Regions from separate parts of the Mus musculus genome. Here region 1 is linked to region 2. The links are chromatin loops, found by intact Hi-C in ENCODE. Cell type or tissue: gastrocnemius. All regions are shown on one strand.

Evidence for each region. Hi-C counts contacts between places; a loop is a spot of excess contacts. Peaks named below come from ENCODE experiments on the same cell type or tissue, not always from the same donor. Only the 100,000 strongest peaks of a DNase experiment are listed, where the experiment ranks them.
Region 1: a loop joins it to region 2, with 5 times the contacts of the local background. A loop is called at or near these places in 3 of 42 quality-filtered maps.

Annotation. Positions count from the first base shown.
Region 1 is chr4:42,950,925-42,958,924 of GRCm38, reverse strand. Dnajb5 (DnaJ heat shock protein family (Hsp40) member B5) reads right to left here. Exons shown (of 5, transcript NM_001355438.1): 2 at 7,982-8,000; 3 at 5,540-5,784; 4 at 1,798-2,399; 5 at 1-1,607. The coding sequence ends at 1,374. Among named protein-coding and RNA genes, the nearest start is that of Dnajb5, 5.1 kb to the right of the region's middle. In gastrocnemius, a CTCF peak has its summit at 3,522; DNase peaks (open chromatin) are centred at 4,421, 5,058, 5,338, 6,973 and 2 more places; H3K4me3 peaks cover 8,000 bases; H3K27ac peaks cover 8,000 bases.
Region 2 is chr4:41,756,888-41,764,887 of GRCm38, reverse strand. Galt (galactose-1-phosphate uridyl transferase) reads right to left here. Exons shown (of 11, transcript NM_016658.4): 6 at 7,893-7,949; 7 at 7,610-7,732; 8 at 7,296-7,428; 9 at 7,110-7,193; 10 at 6,650-6,804; 11 at 5,645-6,385. The coding sequence ends at 6,305. It overlaps Il11ra1 (interleukin 11 receptor, alpha chain 1), which reads right to left and starts at 4,445. Exons shown (of 13, transcript NM_001163401.1): 1 at 4,337-4,445; 2 at 1,207-1,306; 3 at 1,003-1,063; 4 at 10-179. The coding sequence starts at 1,306. In gastrocnemius, a CTCF peak has its summit at 4,293 (motif pointing left); DNase peaks (open chromatin) are centred at 2,037, 2,604, 4,343, 5,503 and 1 more place; H3K4me3 peaks cover 4,194 bases; H3K27ac peaks cover 5,946 bases.

The DNA.
Region 1 (8,000 bases), 1.2 Mb before region 2:
GTGGCTTCTAGCGTTGTCGTTTGGGGTATATGTTCTGGAATTCCAAGAGGTCAGAGCTTATAGGAAGAAGAGTTGAGCCTCAGCATATGCTAAGGTTGACCGGCTTTCCTGGGGTGCCCAGGACCCTGGAAGGAGGCTGACAGTGGCTCTGTGTTCCTGCCTGCACCAGGGTTACTGCTTCTGCGCAGAGGCTATATTTTTAAAATACTTTATTTTTTTCATAATACTGTCATTACAAAAAAATACAAAAAACTACTATAAAAACATTCAGGGGCTTGTCAAAGTGAGAAAACCTAAGAACCCCACCCCAAGACCAGCTGAAGCAGTTTTCTCCCAGCTCCTTCACTATTCGACTTCTATACAACTGTGGGAGTGGGGTGGGGTGGGGTGGGGGTCACACAGGCAGAGAGGGGCTGGACGCTTCCAACACAGCCTCCAAGTAAGAAAGAAGCAGCTTCACATATCACAAAAGTGGGGCTTGGAAGTTTGGGGTGGCTAGGCCCTGAGTTCAGAGATATGGGGGGAAACCTGTGATCCTGAATCTCTTGGTGGGGAACAGCTGCCACCTGACCCCAAAGCCCTTTTCCTTCCTGATGCTGGCTGGGAAATGGGTCCTGCCCCACCTCTTAGCTGGGATGGTTCAGCCCCATTTTTCTTCTCTCCACCCTTGAACACTCCCCAGAGCAGCTGAGGGGGACAGATCCTCCAACTCTGTGCGGTGCAGGCAGGGCAGCTGTTGGGGAGGCTCCTGAGTGTTGGCTCACTTCCCTGCCCCAAATGAAAAGTGTCTCGTGCTCAAAGAACAGCCTTGTTCACAGGTAACGGGCCTTCCCTTCCTATCTCCTGTCCTTTCTTGTCTCCCGGAGAGACAGAGACCATTTTGGCAAATGCTTCGTGTGCACGGACACTTGTGCAGTGGCCTCGGACACTACAGACCCACCCGGGGTGGGGTGGGAAGCGGTGTCCTTTCTATCCTCTTTCTCCAGAAACAGGAGGAAGCCAAAGGGAAGGGAGAGGAAAAGTGTTAGCAAGGCTCAGAGGGAGGAGGGCATGCTATTTACAGGCAGGACAAGGAATCTATAGCTCCGAGTAGCTCTCAAGTCTCTCTCCAGCCACTGCAGTGGGAACTGGATTCAAAGCACGTGACAGAAAATTGACCCCTGGTCTGGGCTAGCTCTTCCCCACCGCCCTCCCATTCCCCCAAAGCAGCCCAGCTCCGAAAGGGGTCGGGAACAGGAACAGTCTCCTGAAAATCAGTGGCTTTGCATTTTAGAAAAGTGCCAGTGTCCAGTGGACATCCAGCCGGGTCCACGTGAGATGGGGTGAGTGTGGGGGTATTGCTGTGGTAGGCTCCAGACTGGCCAGGGCAGAGCCTAGGAGCAGGGGAGGTGCTGCTTAAGGATCTGCCGTGTCTGTGGGGTTAATCTGTCTGGGAATCGAACTTTGAACTCAACAATGAGGTCTCCCCGCTGAGTGGGCACCTTGGGGAAGGGAAGTCCCTCCCCACGGAGTCTTTTCACGGTGCCTGGCTTGATAACATCATTGCAGGGTAAAGGGATCACTCGGCCATCAATGGTGGGAATGTTCACGGTGCAGCCACACAGCGCCTGGAAAACAATAACACAGAGTGAGGGAAAAGTAGGCAAAGAGTGGAGAGGGAGGAAGATGATGTACACGGGAAAAGACCATGGCAGGCAGGCAGGAAATGATTCCTATCACCCTCTAACAGACAGAAAGACAGACACACAAGCACATACATACACACGTGCGAACACACACACACACACACACACACACCTCCTTGAGGCTGATGAGGGCACTGTAGAGCACGTTGGTGCCATCTCGGCGGAAGTGTGCATGAGGCTTGTCTTTGAGCACGAAGACAATGTCGGCTGGGATGTTGTCAGGTGTGGCGTCGCCCTCTTTGGGGAAGGTAATCTTGGTACCTTCTTTCCAGCCTCGTTTGATGACAATGTGCAGGATTTTGTCCTCGGTGCGCACAGTTCGCCCGTCAGGGTTAAGGCGCCGCCTTGTGATCTTCATCCGCTTGGTGGAGCCATGGTAGATCTCCTCCAGGGACACCCGCAGCTCGTGCACCACAGGGGGGTCCTGTACCTTGCGCCGGGGGTACAGTGGCTCTGGGGCTCGCCTTGGACCCCTACTCAGCCCATTGAAGCCAAAGCGGCCAAAGGCACCAAATGGGTCCTCATCTTCATCCACATCCATGTCATCAGGGTCAAAGCCACTGAAGGGCCGAGTGGAGCGGCTGCTGGCAAAGAAGATATCGAAGGGGTTGGAGCCACCAAAGAAGGAAGCAAAGGTGGCATGAGGGTCCCCATGAAAGGTGTAGTGAAAGGAGCCACCGGAACCACCTGAGGAACCACCGCCGGTCTTGAGGCCTAAAGGGGACGAGAAGTTAGGGGCAGTGTGGTCCATCCTCGCCCCACCCCAGTCCCTTCCCTCTGCCACTAAATGCTGGCTCCTGGGCTGAGGGAAGCAAGCAGTCTCTAACCCCCAGAGAGGACCACGCTGACAGAATAAGAAAGGCTTTGGACGAGGTTAATTTCTACTCAATTGGATATCTATTTAGGAATGTGTACATGGCATGGTGTTGCATGTCTGTAATCTCAGTACTCTATAAAGTCTGAGTAGGAGGATTGAGAGTTTTAGGCTAGTCTGGGCTGTATACTGAGACCTCGTCTCAAAAAGCAAACCAAGACAAGCTGCATCCTGAGAGTCCCGTCAAGCTGAGTTAACCCATACATGGGAAAGTCAGGACTGGGAGACTTAGAAGACATGACTTAAGTTATATAACTATTCCCACTCACAGTCCAAAGACGCCTCATAAAGGTTGGTTTGTTGGCCACACCTGACTCCCATATCTCTACGAGACAGCCAGGGTTTGGCCACAGAGGAGGCGAATCAGTGAGTTGTCCTGAATTTAGTGTGGATACAGTTTAGGAGGAAGCCCTAATTCCACTCTGCTTCCTCTCTCCCTACAGTTTGCTCAAACTGGAAATCAAGAGTTCTCAAAAATCAAGAAAACTCATTGACATGAAAATGAGGAGCTGAGCCAGGCATGGTGGCACACGCCTTTAATCCCAGCACTTGGGAGGCAGAGGCAGGCGGATTTCTGAGTTCAAGGCCAGCCTGGTCTACAGAGTGAGTTCCAGGACAGCCAGGGCTACACAGAGAAACCCTGTCTCGAAAAATAAAAACAAACAAAAACCAAAATAAAACAAAAAAAAAACCCAAACAAAAAAAGAAAATGAGGAGCTATTTTCTCTAGAAAAAAAATACCAGTCACTTTATTTGCATATTGTGATCTAGTATTGTACAGCTTCAGGGACTGTCATTCCCATATTGTACAGACACAGACTATAATGGACCAGTGCCCTAGAGTAACACCATACCAGCCCTGTATCCCACATTGACTTGTGGAGCAACCACCACAAGTCAATGGCACCAAGCAAGGGATAACCCAGCTGCTCCCTCTTGTCAGAGGGACTTGGATTTCTGGATGGCGCTTTGATGGTGGACGCTTGGTGGAGCTGTAGGAAGGATGTGGATTAACACAGACTGATCTGGGACCTGTAGATTCAGGGGTGGGGTCCAGGCTAGAGGAAGGGCCTCTCTCACTGAGGCTTGTTTATTTAGTGCTGGGGGTGGGACTTAGGGCTGTGCGCTGCTCTAGACAAGTGCTCTAGCACTAGGCTACATTCTCAGCTTTTTGTGAGGCCTTTTATCTAAAATTTCAATTTGTCTTGGTAACCTGGGCTTAAATGATGTTTTGTTTTGTTTTGTTTTGTTTTGTTTCATGGGGCCACAAGGACAGATTTGGGTTTCATTAGAGAGGCCATGTAAGTAGCAGGCACTCCGGGGCTCGTGGCAGCTGCCTCTTAACCCCTTTCTTAAGACTTGGGGGAGAGGGTCTGCTCTTTCTCCCTGTTGAAGGGCAGCTGTGAAGCAAGTATAAGAAGCTAGGCAGAGCTTGGTGAGAGAGCAGGAGGCTGGCTAGATGACAACAGGGGGGTGATTCTCACTGTGGGGAGTCCTACTCCACCACCCACCCCACTTCAAGCAGGGAACAACTTGTCCCAAGCCAAGCCAGTGCTGCACACAAACTCTGGTACAATGATTCTGGCTGGCTGTTGAGGAAGAGGCAGGGTGGACGGCAATATAACTGACTTCTCAAGGCTACTTCTCCTTCCTTCAGTCTCAGAGGTTTTCCCTGGGTCACAGTGCACTTGATCTACCCCAGAACTCAGTGTCTAGGCTTAGGGTCCGAGTCTGAGTGTTGCCTTCACTTGGGCTTTGTCCCGATTGAGGTGGGGGAGGAAGTTTCTGGGTAGCTTCTCCCATCTTCCTATCAAAGGTTGGGCTAAGGGCAGGAGCGAATGCAGTTCTGAGACTGGCCACACGGGGGTGTGGTGCCCGCACTGCTTCCTTCTTTCCCACTCCCAATACTTCCCATCCTCCCAACTTAGCTGGGAGGATGCTGGGGATTTGAGCAGGTGCCTGGTCTCTCTGAGAATTGACAAGTCTGGGAATAATCAGGGAAAAATGGGATGAGCTCGCAGCATGGAGACTAAAGCGGGGGTGGGGGTGCGGGGGGGTCGGCGGGGGGGTCGGGAAGATGGGGCACAGGGAGGAGAGAGGCAGAGATGAGCAGGACACAACATGAAGAGGTGACACAAAGAACATTCTCTTGAGCCCCTGCACTTAATCAGGAATAGTACATGTCATTTAGCCTGGTTCATTCTGAGGGTAGACTGGGGAAAGCGAAGGGGACAATGAAAGAGCGGAGGATGTCGTTAGGAGGAAGGACAGTTCTTCCCAGTAAGGAGAGTCCTCAGCTGTGACAATGTCTCTTAATATAGCCTGACAGGTGCCCATGGCTGGCGGGTGGCAGGCGCCCCGAGGGGCAGGCCCAGAATTAGCAGCTGCATCATGCCTGTGGGATGTGCTGGGAGGAGCCACCCTCCCAGGGACTTTATTTGGGCCTTTCCTGCTGCCCTCCCTGTGCAGGGCCACCAGCTGCCCTAGGGAGAGGGTAAGATGCCAGCAACATCTCCCCTTCCACTCCTGGACCCCTGCCACTTCCTCTGCCATCCTAAGGGGGGTTGGGGGGGGTGGCAATAACCGGTTCCACTCAGAACTCTAGGAGTTAATTCGCTGGCTGGCTAGTCAGGGGCCAGACTTTTTATGCTGATGAATGTAAATGCCGTCCTCAGAGAGTCACAGGCTCTCTCTCTCTCCCCAACCTTTCTGATCAGCCAATGAAGCAGCGGGCACTTCAGGCAGGACTAATAAGGCTGGGAAGGGAAGAAGGTGGGGGGAGGGGGAGGCCTCTGGCACAGTGTCCAGGCCTCTCTAGGGCCAGAAGGGGATGAGGGAGGGAGAAGAGTGTGGTGGGGAGGAGAGTGAGTCGGGGCCAGGTAAGTGAGGGAACTTGCCTCCCTCAACGCTGCTGCTGCTCCGAGAACCAGGGCTCACCCAGGGCTCCAGACAAACGGGGTCTGGTGCTCTGTCTCCTTACCTTCCTCACCATACTGGTCGTACAGGCTCCGCTTCTTAGGGTCACTCAGCACATCGTAGGCCTCAGCAATCTCCTTAAACTTCTCCTCGGCGTTGGGCTCTTTGTTCTTGTCTGGGTGGTACTTCAAGGCCATCTTCCGATAGGCCTTCTTGATCTCATCCTCATTGGCCCCAGACGGGATCCCAAGAATCTTGTAATAATCTTTTCCCATCACAGCCACTGGACCGGTGCTGGGCTCCTTGTTCCTGAAAGAGCCCAGGGCCAGTCTTTGATGCCCTACTCTCTACAGCCCAGGCCCACTCCTGATGATCCTGCAGTCCTTAAATGACTCCCTGTGTGACCTTCAGCAGGTCATGCCTATTCTCTGGGCCTCTGTCTCCCCATCTGTAAAATGAAAGTTTTGGGCTAGATGATGTCTTCCCGTTCTGACATGAACCATTCCATGATTCCGTCTCAGCTTCTGGCTGAAGATTGTGGCCTACTTCTTGGGGCTAGGCAGAGGCCCAGGCCCTTGGGGCCAGCCTGAGGACCCCCGAGAGGCCCTTCTGAGCGAAATGGCACTGTGGACTGACAGACACACACAGAAGCTGGCGAAGGTCAGTGCACTGAGTGAGGTCACCTGAGCTTCACAGTCTCTCCTACGCCACACCTCAGGCATGATGCCCGGGCTGAGGACAGCTGGGTCAGGAGCCTAGGATGGGGAACAGGCTCCAGTCTCCAGCCAGCTGAATTGGGGTATGGGAGTTTGGAGTCTTTTCTGCCACCGGGGACCCCAGATCTCTCTGTCCTTGTCCCCCAGACTATGCTAAGCCTCACATGTGACTCAGATCACAGAGTGACTCACACCTTTGGAAACTGCTGTTTCTAACACCCTCGTTAGCAGGGGGACACTCTCTCCCCCAGCCAGGGTAACATTGCCTTTACTCATTTCCCAGTATTTACACACTGAAGTGTGACTGCTTGTCTGCGCTGCCTAAGCACCAAAGGCAGTGAACAAAACCATCAGAGAAACGGCCTTCTTAAAGCCTAGGTGCCAGGAGACCATGGACACTAACCTCCATGTCTTAAATCCCTTTGCTGCAAGCCCCTCCTCTACCTACCCTTACATTTTAGGATCTGACTCCATGCTAGGCTAATACTCCTAAGTGGGGCCCAAGGACATCAAGCCAGGGTTCCTACTCTTAACCTGCTTCCATCAGTGGACCTGAGGAGGATATGAAGGGAGGGGATATGAAGGAGTGGCCACGTGCCATCCTTTAGCCTTTTTGAGGTGTAGCCAACCCTTGTAAAACAGGGAGAACCAGAGTCTTTCTAACAATGTCCTGGCAGCCAGAGCTGAGGCCTGCCTTTCTGCCCCTGACTACCTCACAGTAGTAAAGTGTACAAGGCGTCCTGGCAGGAGTGAGGGCTGTGACAGTTAAGGGGGCCCCAGATAGGCAGGGAGAGTGACCTTAGCTCCTGCCTGCTGCAGGTGGCTAGGTTGACTCATGGTACTGAAAGCCACCTCACTCTGACAAAGAGAAGGCACTATAAAGGCGGGTACTCCCCCATCTCCCCACACCAGCATGTCACGCCTGTGGGGGAGCCTAGAGTTGGGGGAGGCAGAGAAGAAAGATCATCTGGAGGAGGGCAGCCATTTTCGGAAACGGCATTAAAAGCAGTCTGAGAGGGAGATGGGTGGTCTGCCATCTTTGCCTCAGCCCACACTTTCTCTCCCCCAGGACAGGAAGAAACCTAGAACAGCAGCAACAGGGTGCCCAGGGAACTCCAGCGGCTTCCAGGCAGAGGGCAGTGACCCAGCTTACCAGCCCACCCACCGTTTGTAGTCCTTCAATATCTCTTCCCCACCACAGCCAGCTTCCTCTCCGGCACCCACCTGCTAGCTGCTCTAGACCCATAATTCTCTTGCCTCTACAGACACAGGGCAAACTCTCAGGACCTGCCTCCTTTCCCTCCTTCTTTCCACCCTCCTTCCCTCTCCCTCCCCACAAGCCACGTGGTAGGATGACAAAGGAGCCCCAAGGCATGGCTCTGCCTTTGATGAAGAATGAGTATGTCAAGGTAGAGCTAGGGATGAAAGAAAAAATGAGGACAGATAGCAAGAGGGACCATCAAGTACAGGGAGGAGACAGGGTCTGACGGACAGGGATGAGAGATGACAAAAGGAAAAGGCTGAAGTGGACCACACGTTACTGATGGGTTGGGAGGGAGAACCTAAGAGCTGAAATATTGGAGATATTCGTGGAAACATGAGTTTGAGAGAGAGATGAATGACATGGGGTACAATTCATTCAAAAGTACAGGTGAGGTCAAGGGGACTCATGCACATACCGGGGGGAGATGAGGATGACAGGGAGGAAGGAAGGAGGCAATGCAGGGAATGGCTGATGTGGAGAATCTGACTTGGCATGGGTATGAGCGCCCTTCTCAGGAGGGACTTACCGAAACTTTACAAACCCAT
Region 2 (8,000 bases):
CTAACTCACAGCCCAGCTTCAGGGTCACCATGCCCCCTGATACACCATCCAGGGTCTGGCAGACATAAGTGCCTTCATCAGGGCTGTCCACCTGGGCCAAGACCAGTCTGTGTCCTAACCCAGAGTCAGGTCCCTGGAGCAGCCTTGAATCTCCATCCCGAAACCAGGACACTGGAGTCCTGGAGGAAAGATGAGGAGATGAGTCAGAGAGAGACGAGGTTGGGCTGTACAACTGTTCTCTGAGCACACTTGCAATCAAACCACGATTCTGTGCCTGGGGTGGTGGTGTGTAAGAATCATCCCAGGAGGCTGAAGCAGGGGGTTCATGAGTTTGGGGCCACTTGGAGCTACATAGTGAGTTCCAGATCACTCTCAAATGCCAAGATAAATAAACGAATAAAATAAAAACAAGAAAGAAAGGAGACTAAGCCCAAGCCCAAATTCCCTTCACATAGTCCCTTGTGGTCTCCCGTGGCCTTCTTTACCTTATCACCCCAACTTCCTCCTGCACAGGCCGCATTCTCTTCTTTCTGTTCCTTAGCACTGAGGTCACCCCCACCTCAGGGCATCTCCACAAACTGCTGCCCGTCAGGAGCTACCCTAACCTGGCCATTGCTGCTCCTTTTTGACCAAGTTTCTTGAGTGCTTGCTGCCTGCCTTCCCCACTAAGATGAAAGCGCTTGAAGGCAAGCGTCTTGCCTTTGTCGTGTCTCAGAGCCTACGGCAGGCCCGGCACTTAGCAGGTATTTAAACATACCGGCTGGTTCACTGAGGGATGATTTTGGGTACTAAGGATCAAGCCACCGCCCACCCCCAAGGCTTTGTACAGGCCTGGCACCAATGACATCCCCAGCATTAGCAGCACTTTCTATTGAATAAATACATTTGGAGGGTTAGGACACACAAGCAAGGATTACAGCCAGAAGAAGCGAGTTTAGGAGGGAACATAAGAGCTGGGCAGGGTCAGGAAAGGATGAGATGAACAGACAGGTGGACACTTACCCAGCACTCACTCCGGGGCAGCACAGCATCACGGGCCTGCCAGGTTGTCCATACTGGACCCCTATAAAAGGCGGTTATTACCTCTTTTATACCCTCTCCCATTTACGAGAACGACAGGGTGAGGAGCAGGCTGCCAAGCCCTGGGTGGGGTCATTGTGCCCAAGCATGAAGTTACACTTGGGAGCCAGAGAGGCATTTTCTTACCTGGAGGACCCCAAGCTTGGGGGCAGGGGGAGGAGGAAGACACCAGGGCTGTAGCCACGGCCACCAGGACCCTGGTCAGCCCTGAGCAGCTGCTGCTCATCTGTGGAGAGAGGGACACTTAAGGACTTACCCTTCTATGAACTAAAGCCCGGCTTATCCCTCTCCAAAGCTGGGGCTTCCTTAAGGAAAACTGAAATACCAAGAGAAATGAAGCTATTGAAAATGACTGAGGAACCTAACCTGAACTCCCATTTCTCGCCATATACCCAGTGTTGTATTTGTCCTTGTGTATGTGTACACACACACACACATACACACACACACACACACACACACACACACACGTTCATCCCAGTCCTGGGCTTAAGGCCCAGAACAAAAGCCAGAGGCAACAGACTGTGCTAGCACTCACCCCCCACCCCCGCAACACAACACACCATCCTTGGCGCCCACCCCTGGCACCAAAGATTGGCACCAGCTCCTCCACTCCCATTAACCCATACGATTCAGCTGCTGGGAATTCTGGCATTCACCTTTAACCTGACCAAGGCTAATTATCACCTCTGGCCAACATACAGCAAACCTCATCACCCGCAGGTAGGGAGCTGACATGATGGGCCCAAATGCCCCCCATATTCCCAACATGAGGCCCTGCCCTCCTCTAGCTGCCAAGCCTCTGGCCTAGGCCTGGCTTCTTGCTCTCGTAGTTGGGCCACTCAGATGGGCCTGGCTTGAAATCTTGTTGGTCTCAAGCCTGTGAGGCTGGATGGAGCTAGGGTGCAGGCTGGGGCTGCAGAATTAAGCGGATCCAGATGCCCTGGCTCCTGCCAGAGGCTGGGAGCGGGCGAGGAGCCAGCAGATGGAGATGGAGACGCGGTGGCTGAGAAGGGAGGGGAACTAGGAGCCTGCAGGAGCAGGCGCCTGATGCAGGGGGCCACAGTACCAAGTGCAGGGGGTGGGGGAAGAAAAGTGTTCATGAGCAAAGGCAATGGAGTCAGGGGCCAATATGCAAGAGGTCTGGTTTGGTGCAGCAGGGACTCCAGAAGGAGTTGGGGCTGGGAGAAAAGACTCGGGTGGCGGGGAGCAGCAGCAAACTAAAGGTAGTCAGAAAGGGGTAGATGGTAAGCTCTCAGTCAAAGCGCCACAGGACCTCTCCAGAGCAGGGCAGAACAAGGCCTTCACATATCTGTGTCCCCCTGACTGTCTTATTGCCCCCACCCGGGTCCCGCCCCATTTACCCTGGTTAGTCCCACCCTACCTTGATAATCACAGTGACTGAGTGCCCATGGCCTCCAAGACTTCCTCCTACAGGCTAAGAACTGTCTCCCGCTCCACTGAGTTGTGGGACCCCAGAACCATCCCCTCCTTCCCATGTCGAGCCCCGCCCCCTCTGGGCCTTAGAGCTGAGCAGGCCCCCTCCTCCACCTCTTCCTCTTCCCTCTCTCATTCCCTCCCACCACAGGGCCTGGGAAGGAAAGAGGCCTCCCACCTCAGGCTGGAAAGGAAGCCAGAGACACAACCAGGACTAGCAAGGAGGAGAGGGGGGTAGCTCTTCTAGAAATCTTCTGTTGCTGGAAGATTTCCTTTGTTTTCACAGAGTCACCAAAGCCTACTTACTCAGGGAATCACTAGGTAGTTGACTAAAGCAAAGATATTCACTTGAACACATGTGGACATAATAAAAAGAATTAGCACACAGACATACTCCTTCCTGTTCTTTCCACTCTCCAGCAATGTTTCCTTGGGGCACAGATGGCTGTGTTTCCAGGGGAAAACAGGTTTCACACTGGAGAATGTAAGGAAAGGCCAGAGACCAGCCCCCCCCCCCCTTCCCAGGAGGTTGCAGCCATTTCTATTTTCCCCCTCCACCAGTTGGGCCTCAGCACCAGGAAATGCCTTTGATCCCTTGGTGCCAGATACACAAGACACACAGTTACCCTCAGATACAGTCACACACAGAGACACACAGACACATTTAAACAGCTTAGCCTACTAGAGGTCCTATTGACACAGAGACACACGAAGCATGTGTGTATGTGTGTGTGTTTACCCTATAATCCCTAAAAGCAACTCCTCACCATGAGGAGCTCATAGGAGCTCTTAGTAAAGATGGACCAGTGTCATAGCAAGGCTACAAGTCCTTGTGTGGCCAGAAACAAAGAATAAGTAGGAAACTCAGACAGAGGGACACTGAGGGACAGACAGCCTGTAGACAGAACCAGAAAAGCAGAAACATGAGACACCTGGGGGGTAAGGGGGAGCTGCGAAGAGACATAAAAATCTCTCCAGGAAGATAATCATGGGAACGGAGAAAGAGATGTAAAGAAGCAGAGCCAGGCATGAAAACAGAAACACCAGAAGACCGGGGCACCGGGGATATAGCTCGGTTGGTGGAGTTTGCCTAACATGCCCAGAGCCCTAGGTTTGACACCCAGCGGCGTACAAAAACAGATGTGCCACATCTGCAACCCCAGGAATCCAGAGGCTTTGGATACATGTGGCCCAGTGATGGGACTTACTGTCTCAGCCCTGGAGATGGAACCTAGGCCCTGGCTCACACCAGACAAGTGCTCTATCACTGACCATTCTCAGCCCCCACCAGCTCCTGAACAGAGGAAGAAGGAAAGCCATGTGGCTTGGGGGGTGGATCTTGTCTGTTGCTGCAGGCTGGGTAGAAAAGTCAGTTTCCCTCCACAACTTAAGCAGTTCCTGAACAGAGGAACACAGCTTCACTCCCACACAGTCTAGGCTAGGACACAAGACACATCATGGTCACAAGTCTCACTGTTGCACTATTACTGAAGTCACACATTAGTACACACACACACAAACCAGCCACCCTGACAGACAAAATCTAGACCCTACAGAAGCTTCCCAAAACACATCCCCCGGTGTGGTCACAGCCCTTCTCCCAAACAAACACCTAAAGAAAAATTGCCCACTGACAGACGCTGACAGACACACCAATGACACCAGTTTCTGAGCCTCACACACACTGACATCGCCACACACAGAGACACACTCATAGTCCATCTGTCACTCCCTGCCTTTCAGATCACACACCACCCTGCCCCGCCCCCTCTTGGCAGGACTTGGGAGTCAACACCCGGGTCCCAGTAGGGCCTCTCACCTTCTGCGGCAGCCGCCGCCAGCGCCCTCCGCCCTCACCCTCTGCCCCGGCCTCTGCTCCCTCCAGTGCTGAGCGCAGGCAGTGGGGGCGGCTCCTCCCAGCGCCAATAGAAAGAGAGAGGTGAAGCAGGGGGGTTCTCGGCCCATTGGAGCCTCCAACTGCCAATCACTTCCACCTCCTCTGGACACTTCCTGTCCCGTCTGGAACTTAGAGGAGGGTGCCAGAGTAGGATTCCTAGGACAAAACCTGAAACTGCTGCGTTCCTTAGACCTCTCCTGAAGGCCTGTCCTCCCAGGGACTTCAGGCCTGAAAGTGTCCAGGCCCTTGTCCCTGGCGTCCACACAGCCTCAGGTTCCCTAGTGAGCCACTGGGCAGCTGACTGTATTCGATGAAGGTGCCCCTGACTCCAGATAAGATAGGGAGCCAGGGGGTTGGTCTAGTTCTCTTAGACTTTTAAACAGTCAGGCCGTATCCCACGCCACTGAAATCAGAATCTCTTCTAGATTCCCGCAGTGTTTTTTAAAACTTTCCAGGCATTTCCAAACCTTAGGCAAGGTTAGGGGGTGTGTGTTTATGTATGCCCTAAGAAACCAACCACCTACCTAGCAAGCAAGGGAAGTGCCTGCTTTGTCTGATTTTCCAGCCCCAGGCAACATTCCCAATCCCTGGCACCCATCCCCCTTCCAAGCCTCCAAGGTCTCAAGAAGACAGCAAGGAGAGAGAACCAGGGTTTTCTCAGTCAGGCCCAGTCACTTGTCCACACTTAGTGTGACTTCTCGACCCCAAGACTCACTACCCCTGGAAAAGAATGGATGAAAGGCATTCTAGCCATCTCCACATCTGCCACAGCTCTTACTTTTGCTTTAGAATTTGGAGACCACCAAGTGGTATCTGGTCTCAAACACCAAATGCCCTGTGGTTCCTCCACTATCACAAGGAAAAACAGATTCAAAGAGGAGGCGGACTCAAGGTCATTCTAGGTCCTGGGGCTCTCTCTCTCTGGCTGCCCTCGCCATGCTTAGTGCAATTCTTGTAGCATAGGTACAGTACTGAAGCGACATCTGCTGCACATGGAAATCCAGGAAGCCAAGAACACAAAGCCACACGCACACTCCCAACCCGCCCCTTTAGCCCCTGTGGTCTGGAGCAGCGTCTGACTGTGGCCACTCACAAAACCAGGGTTCTGGCCAGCAGCCCAGTGTCTGGGGTGACCATGGGACTAGGACTTTGCTCACCCTCTCCCCACCAAACTTTGAGGCTGAGACTTGGTGAGCTGACAGGCTCAGTGATACAAACGGCTCTGGGCTTCCGGTTGACGCTGCCAAGCTAAGAACATAAGATTTTTTTAAACAGCCTCCTAAATTAGCATGCTATCCATATCACAAGTGAAGAGGATTGGAGACAATAGTGAACATTGAGCAGAGGTAGGATTTTCTTCTCTATAGTTAGGGCTGAACACAGGGCCTTACATGTGTCAGACACCCACTCTACCACTGACCTATTTCACAGGTCCTTTGTACCAGACAGTCTCACCAAGCTACCCTGACTAGCCTTGAATTTGCAATCCTCCTGCCTCAGTGTCCTGGGGAGCCAGGATTACAGACCTGTAACATGAGATCCAGCATGGCTTCGGTTTCAGAGACTAGGTCTTGCTAAGTAACCCACACTGGCCTCAAATTCGCAATCCTAATGCAGCTGCCAATGTGGTGGAATCACAGGCACACACCATCATGTCTGGCTTGGTGAAGGGGATTCTTGCACCAAATTTTTCAAAGTCCGTAGGCAAGAGTGTTTGGAGTCACACTTAGCCTTTACCCAAACTCCGGAATGTAAGAGTCCACACTACTCCTCTGGTGTCAGAAAACATGGTTAAAATGTGAGACGCAGTTTTATTGATGTCACATCTGCCCGAACTCCAGGTCCCAGGTCTGTCAGGTACAAAGATTCAAGGCCCTGATGTGGTCACAGTCAAGCAATGGCTGCCGTTTCCTTGTCTTTCTGCGCCAGGCAATAGTGTACCTCGGGAAGCGCCCTTAATCTTTCTGCGGCCTATAAAGGGACAAGAAGCAATCAGGGAGAGTAAGGGTCACCTGGAATTGTACCGAGGCGTTCTGGGCCCAGGAAATACTGAGGAGGGCTTATGGGATGGGAAGATTAGTTCAGGATAGCTGGAGTCACCAGGGGGTGGAGTTGAGTGGCGACTGAGTTCTAGGAATGCAGAGATTTTTATGAGGCTCTTCAGGGTCAAGACTGCTGAGATCCCGTGAGGAAATGAGGTGAACGGATATGACGACCCAGGATGTGAGTCCTGACCTGTTCGGGAGTGAGGTCACGCTGGGCCTGGGCAAGCATTTCATAGCCAACCATGAACTTCCGGACAGTTGCGGATCGCAGAAGTGGGGGGTAGTAGTGGGCGTGGAGCTGCCAGTGGTCACAGGTGGCTCCAGTCTTTAATCCCGTGGGAGCCCCTGACAAGAAGAAGACAGAGGTGATCTGGGAGGCCCTTTGTCAGCCTTCAGTCTAGCCCCTCCCCTAAGCTAACCCTGAAGATTATTACAGCTCCAGGTATTTTCCACCAGGGAGCTCAGGCATTAGGTAGCAATCAGTAACGGGGTCACCAAATCTCTCTTCTCTCAGTCCCAGCACCCATGCGCTGGACAGTTGTTTTAAAGCCAACAAGTGCTTTAAGGCCTCGTAGGGATTCTAGTTCCCTAAGCCGGAACCTAGAAGCCCAGAAACACTATTGGGGCTATCCCAACCCCAAAAGCCTTACCATGCCAGCCCATGGAGTAGGGAAAGGATGTCTCAAATAGATTGTCGTACTTGGTCAAGAGCTTCTTCATGATGGAGGCGAGATCTGGAATCAGAGCCTGATTTTCACCCCCAGGGAAGAGACGCTGGTCCCATCAAGGCCATTCTATCCAGCACCCAGTCCCACTGTCCTACCCAGGAGACTCACCATCACGCTCAGCGGGGTTCAGCTCAGGTAGCCGCCGCACGTGCCGCCGGGGCAGCAGAAGTGTCTGGAAAGGCCACACTGCCCAGAAGGGGACCAGAACTATCCAGTGCTCACTGGTTAGGACCAGACGTTCCTGGACGCACAGAATGGAAGTGAATCGTGCATGTGAGAGGGGGAAGGGCACAGGCCGCAGGGAAACAGAAGGCTCTCACTAGCACCTACCCTAAGCCACCATAATATTCCTTTAGGTGGCTGCTAATGTCCTATCCCCCTTTAAAGCACGTCTCTCTGTGAGGGTAAAAGGTCTGGTCTACCTTCCTGAGGAGCTCTTGGTGACCATATTCCAATAACAAAGGTTTTCCATGCTGGCTGTGATAGGTCTGCTGGGATCGCTCTTCACGCTGGGCGATATCTGGCAGGAAGCTGCTAGCCCAAACCTGTCAAAGGGCAAGCACAAAGAAGAGCAGGCCAGCCCATTATCTCTGAGCCTCCGAATTACCAATGTATTTCTTTTGCCCTATCTCTTAATCTAGTAGTCCTGTCCACAATGCCGGTGGACTCAGCCAAGAAAGCCATTAAGGCCTGTCACATACTTGCCTGGCAGTGGGGATGGGGGTTAGAACAGCCCATCATGGCTCCTTTATTTTCAAAGATCTATTGGGTAGAAAGGAGAGAGATATTCAATAGTCACACAGACATCAAGTC